Linked DNA regions of Homo sapiens: region 2 is linked to region 1. Evidence: chromatin loops called from intact Hi-C (ENCODE). Cell type or tissue: right lobe of liver. All regions are shown on one strand. Links, peaks and the distances in the headings refer to the core of each region. The heading gives the core; the rest is flanking DNA.

What was found. Peaks named below come from ENCODE experiments on the same cell type or tissue, not always from the same donor. Only the 100,000 strongest peaks of a DNase experiment are listed, where the experiment ranks them.
Region 2: it touches region 1 in a loop (2.7-fold over the local background); 2 of 110 quality-filtered maps call a loop at or near these places.

The regions. Positions count from the first base shown.
Region 1 is chr18:74,281,130-74,284,058 of GRCh38, reverse strand. The region is part of intron 1 of CYB5A (cytochrome b5 type A); the gene reads left to right. Among named protein-coding and RNA genes, the nearest start is that of CYB5A, 9.4 kb to the left of the region's middle. RefSeq lists an enhancer at 2,453-2,929. In right lobe of liver, for the core only: no CTCF peak of the experiment used is centred there; DNase peaks (open chromatin) are centred at 1,328 and 1,868; H3K4me3 peaks cover 1,440 bases; H3K27ac peaks cover 2,500 bases.
Region 2 is chr18:74,216,415-74,219,343 of GRCh38, reverse strand. No RefSeq gene overlaps it. Among named protein-coding and RNA genes, the nearest start is that of TIMM21, 69 kb to the right of the region's middle. In right lobe of liver, for the core only: no CTCF peak of the experiment used is centred there; DNase peaks (open chromatin) are centred at 403 and 1,703; H3K27ac peaks cover 1,977 bases.

The DNA of each region.
Region 1 (2,929 bases), core at 198-2,697:
GTTTCACCATGTTGGTCAGGTTGGTCTCAAACCCCTGACCTCAAGTGATCCACTCGCCTCGGCCTCCCAAAGTGCTAAGATTACAGGTGTGAGCCACTGCGCCCGGCCTGTGCTTTTAATCTTCAAAACAACCCTATGGGGTCAGTGGTGATTGTGTCCTCCCTTTTAAAGGTAAGACGGTATGTCTTAGGGAGATTTTGCAGCTTGCTCAGCAAGTCCCACAGACGATAAGGAGCAAAGCCAGGGCTTCAGTCCAGGCTGCGGGCGCTGCGACCCAGTGTCTTCAGTGCTGAGTCTGTTGCTGAGGCTTGAGATCCAAGGAGTATTGATGAGAACCTAGCGTAGCTTTAAAAGCAAAAGTGCATCCCACTGATACAGAGTTGCTGTCATTTGCTGGAGACCTTGATCACTGGAGAGTTCTCTGGAGGAACCAGGGAGAAAGCAAAGGGAATTTGTGATGCAAATATCTGAACAAAGCCAAAACCCTTGGAAAGTTAATGGACAAAAATATGCCTTTCTTTCCATCTGTTGTCAGTTTACTATGTTGCCTTCTAGGAGGTGAAGGAAACAGCCATTCCTGTTTCTTGTAGAGGAATTTTTAAATAGAGGGAGTCGGGGTGGAGTCTTCACGGCCTCAGTTTGTTTGTGACCCAGATGCTGCTCTCACCTGGCAGGGGCTGAATCATCGGTGTGGTTTTGGTTCGGAAAGAGATTGTTTGCACGTGTAGTGGGTATGTGTGAGGAGGCATGTGTTGTTTGGTGAAAGGCATCTTAAATGACTGCCCTGGGAAGGATTGTTTAAATGGAAATCCGAGGAGGTTCCTGCTCTGATAAATCCCTCAGTGGGTCCCGCTCATCTCTCGCCCTCCCCTTCCGGGTCCATATCCCCTCTGCATGTGCCACGAGGTTGGTTGCAGGGTGGTTAGAATATCTTTCTCCTCCAAGCTGAGAGCAGATGCCCTGGTGTGGCCTCTCTTGTATCTTTGCCACCTCTCATGGTGGCCACTGGGCAGTCAGTTCTCAGGATTTCATTGGTTCCATCAAATGGGTGGTGGTTTTATGAGTTTTCAGCTTGAGTAATAAATGCTATTTATGGCATTGAAAAGTGTGATTTCTAGGAGAAGCACACAAAAAAAACTTGATCTTTTGGAAACAGATTGTCCTTTTTCTGTTCAGTTCCTTTCAATGGCTTCCTGTTGCATTTAGAATAAAATTGTATCTCTTTGCCCTGGTTTGGAAAGCTCTGAATGATCTGGTCCTTACCTACCTCCCCCACCTCAGCAAATAACACTGTGTCCTCCCTGCTAATGCCCACACCTGATCACATTGACCCTTTCTCTTTGTTTCTCAAACAAGCCAAACTTGTTTTTACCTTGAAACCTTTGCCCTGGTTTCCCCTGTGTCAGGCTTGGCCCTGTTCAGGTCTCAGCATGGTGTCCCATCCCGTTTTGTGCCTCTGCTAGCAGTTAGACCCTCCCGGCTGTGATATGCTGCTTTTTCCACGCGATGAGGGCTCCTGCCTGCCCGCCTGCTGTGCACCTGGCCCATGTCCGGTGCCAGGAAGTCACTCTTCCGGGGATGGAAGAGGAGAGCCTGGTGGAGGAACAGATACGAGCCCCTGCTCTGTGACTATCTTATTTTTTTCCCCCTTTTTCCATACACAGTGCATACTAGTGTGATCCCTTCTTACTCTGTGGCCCTTGTCCGGTGCCAGAAAGTAACTTCCCAGGATGGAAGAGGAGAGCCTGGTGGAGAAACAGACACAAGTCCCTGCTCTGTGACTATCTTATTTTACCCCCTTTTTCCACACACGGCACATGCTAGTGTGATCTCTTCTTACTCTGTAGGCCTTGGCCTGGGATTTTGTCCCTGAGGATTGCACAGTTAGAAACTAGTGGGACTGTATTGTGAAAGTCTGGATTGTGACATAGTCTCAGAGCATGGAACACAAGAATGGCATCGAGGGAGGCTCCCAGGCAGTCAGTAGAAGGGAAGAGGAGAATTAAAGGTGAGGGGAGCACTTTGGTCTGCATTTTCCAGTCTCTTCCTGCCCAGAGCCCGGGCCTCCACCTGTGCCTGAGATCCTGTTCCCCTTCCCACTCACAGACATTCCCTAAGCCACCCGATGTTCCCCAGTATAAACCAGGCCCCTCCAGGCCACACCCTGCTGGGTTATTCTCATCAGTGTTCCTGCTGTTTTCTCCTTTCCTGCAAAACACACACACACACACACACACCCTCCTCTCCTGCAAAAACACACATATTCCCTTCTCCCCTGAAACACACACATACACACACACACACACACACACACAGCCTCCCTTGACTCTTCTGCCCCCTCCAGGATTTCCTCATTTTTCTGCTCCCCTGAATAGTAGAAGCCTCTGAAAGGGTTGTTAAGCCTGGTCTCCAATCCACCTCCTCCATTCCCTTTTAAACCACACCTGTTCACCACAGCTTCTCTTGCCAAGGTCTCCCAGGGTGCCTTGTGTCAGCTCTCAGTTCTCCAACACAGTGGCTCAGCAGACTCTGACATAGATGCTCACCCTCCTGGGTTGCCATCCTCTCCTGGTTCCCTCCTCCCTCCACCTCCTGTCTCCTTTTCCCACTTCTCTTCTGTCCGACCTCCTTATTGGAGGGCCCCCCTGGGGCCTGGGCTTTTCCGCTTTGGCAGGCTCACACAGTAGCATGGCTTTAATGTGCTAATGAATCCTGGATTGTCACATCCTGGCCAGAAAGACCTCTGTCCTGAACTGGCTCTTGTATCCCTGAGGCTACATCACAGTTAGATGTCCAGTAGGCTTCTCACCCTAACGTGGGAAACACACCTGCTCCCTCTGCATGTCCCCATCTCAGCAGATGGCAGTTCCATTCTCCCAGCTGCTCAGGCCAAAAGCCTGGGGGTTGTGCTCCTCTCTTCTCTTGCTCT
Region 2 (2,929 bases), core at 287-2,786, 65 kb after region 1:
ACCAAGGCAGCTACAAAATGACAAATGGGGGCAGGGAGTGTATACAGCACGGATGTGCTGGACAAAGGGTGATTCACATCCCGGGCAGGACAGAGCGGGATGGTGAGAGATTTCATCACACTACTCAGAATGGCGCACAATTTAACACTTGTGAATTATTGATTTCTGGACATTTTCATTTAATATTTTCAGACCATGATTGAATGCGGTTAACTAAAACCACAGATAAGGCGGATATAATATGGTGATAAACGCTGGGCGCGGTGGCTCACGCCTGTAATCCCAGCAGTTTGGGAGGCCGAGGCAGGCAGATCACGAGGTCAGGAGATCAAGACCATCCTGACTAACACGGGGAAACCCCGTCTCTACTAAAAATACAAAAAATTAGCCAGGCTCGGTGGCAGGTGCCTGTAGTCCCAGCTGCTCTGGAGACTGAGGCAGGAGAATGGCGTCAACCCGGGAGGAGGAGCTTGCAGTGAGCCAAGCTCACACCACTGCACTCCAGCCTGGGCGACAGAGCGAGACTCTGTCTCAAAAACAAAAACAAAAACAAAAAACTATATATATTATATATATATACTATATATATAGTATATATATAGTATATATTATATATATATACTATAGTATATATATAGTATATAGTATATATATATACTATAGTATATATATAGTATATAGTATATATATAATATATAGTATATATTATATATATACTATATATATTATATATATAGTATATATTATATATAGTATATATATTATATATATAGTATATATTATATATAGTATATATAGTATATATATAGTATATATTATATATACTATATATATATTATGTTTTTTTATATATATATACTATATATATTATATATAGTATATATAGTATATATATTATATATAGTATATATAGTATATATATACTATATACGGTATATATATAGTATATATATACTGTATATAGTATATATATACTGTATATAGTATATATAGTATATATATACTATATATACAGTATATATATAGTATATATATATGGTGATAAACTATCTACAAATACTCTTCAAGCAGATATTTTTGAAATTATGAATTTATTTCTTGGCTCTTAGTTTTCTAGCAATCTTTATTAAGGACTGTTAATCTAATTTGTTACTGCTTTACATGTATCACCTGGTTGAAGGAATACATCAGGAAAAAATGTACACATGACACATCATATTGACAAATTTTGGAGCTGTCAATCTCTAGAAGGTGTGATGATTGATCATTTACTCATTTATATACTCATTTGTCGAGTAAATATTGATGAGGTACTACTATGGGTTGAAATCTATGCTAATCACTAGAGATACAGAGTTGCAAGCACCAAGGCCAGGTGGAAGGCAGTTGCATGAAGAAAAGGCAATCAAGTGGGCCGTGTGCTATGGCAGAGGTTTGCACTAAATTCTAGAATAGCCCAGAATCAGAGGCTGATCCAAAAAAGAAGTAAATGCACTTAAAATGTCATATTTGAAACACAACATACTTTCTTTCTGAACGAGACCCAGAGTTATCCAAACTCAGATCTCTTCTCACATGAATTTTTCATTTGTAGTCCAGCATGTTACAATCTTAATTGATATTTGAAGCCATCTTGCAACACAGGTTTGACTGGTACAACCCTCAGCAGAGCTGACCTCATGGGACATTTTGGAAAGCGACAGGCTGTTGCCTCATAACTCTGAGGGTTGCGGGTGGCAGCACAGCTCTGCTTCTCCACACCCACCGTTTGCTGAAACAGAAGGGTTGCTGCTTGATTAGAAGTTGGTGGGCAGGTTTTAAATTTCGATTTTGCCTTTAAGTTACTGTGTGACCTTGGACAAGTCACATAACTTCTTTAGGCCCCGATGTATTCAACAGTAAAATATTGAACCGGTAACAAGCAACATTTTGTTGCACAAGAGCCAGTTTTAAGAGAACCAAGGTTGACAGATATCCCTTAAAAAAAGGAAAGAAATAGTAACTTGAAATCAGGGACATTTGTGACCTCTGCCTCCTGAAATTAGATAGTGGGTTGGAGTCAGACGGCTCATTTATAGGCAAGTTTATCTCTAAGACCCCTTACAGCTTTATAATTTTGGTTTGCACTATTTTAGCCTCGTGCAGTACTGAGGGTTGAATTTGACATCTCTTGGGATGCCACATGTGTCTTGAAAATGATACAAGGTTGCAGAGTTGTGTTAAATCTGTGATCCGTGCTTACCTTTGTGTGGTTCTCAGTACACCTGCTGGCACTCAGAGGGTTCTCAGGGATGGTGAGTGTGAGGGTGGTGGTGAGACTCCCAGCCCCCATTTCAAGTTTATACCCAGCCAGTCCACATCCATCTATTTTGTATATTAAAGGGACCCACTCTGTCCAGATCATCACATTGGGGTTGATGAACTTCTTATCTGACATAAATATTTGCTTGTTTGATTTTTCCGACATCACAGTTTTCTTTCTGCCTGTTGTTGACTCACATTCAGTACTTCTATTTACAAGTCACAAGAGTTTATTCCAACCATCATTCAAAGTCAAAAGAATCCACACAGGCCATAGCTAATTTTTTTGAGTGAAACTTCCTTTATGCATGTTGACTCTGGTTATCCTAACCCCACCCTACGGGCTGCTGGTCCTTGGAATTTTCTGCAATCAGATCTATTCCTCACTTGTCCCCTGCTCAGCTCTGTATCACCCGGGCTTCTTTGCAGCCTTCAATGCAGGCTTAATTTTTTAGACTCTCAGAACAGTTGGTTTGGCCATTGAGACAATGGCAGGAGGTTGGAGAGATGGGGAAGGGAGGAGCCAGGAGTTTCCCTCTGTTTTGTGTGGGGTCTCAGGCAGGGGCTGCATCTTCTCTGTGGTGCTAGCTTCTATCTGCCAGGCCTGCTCTGGTTCCCACCTTGACCG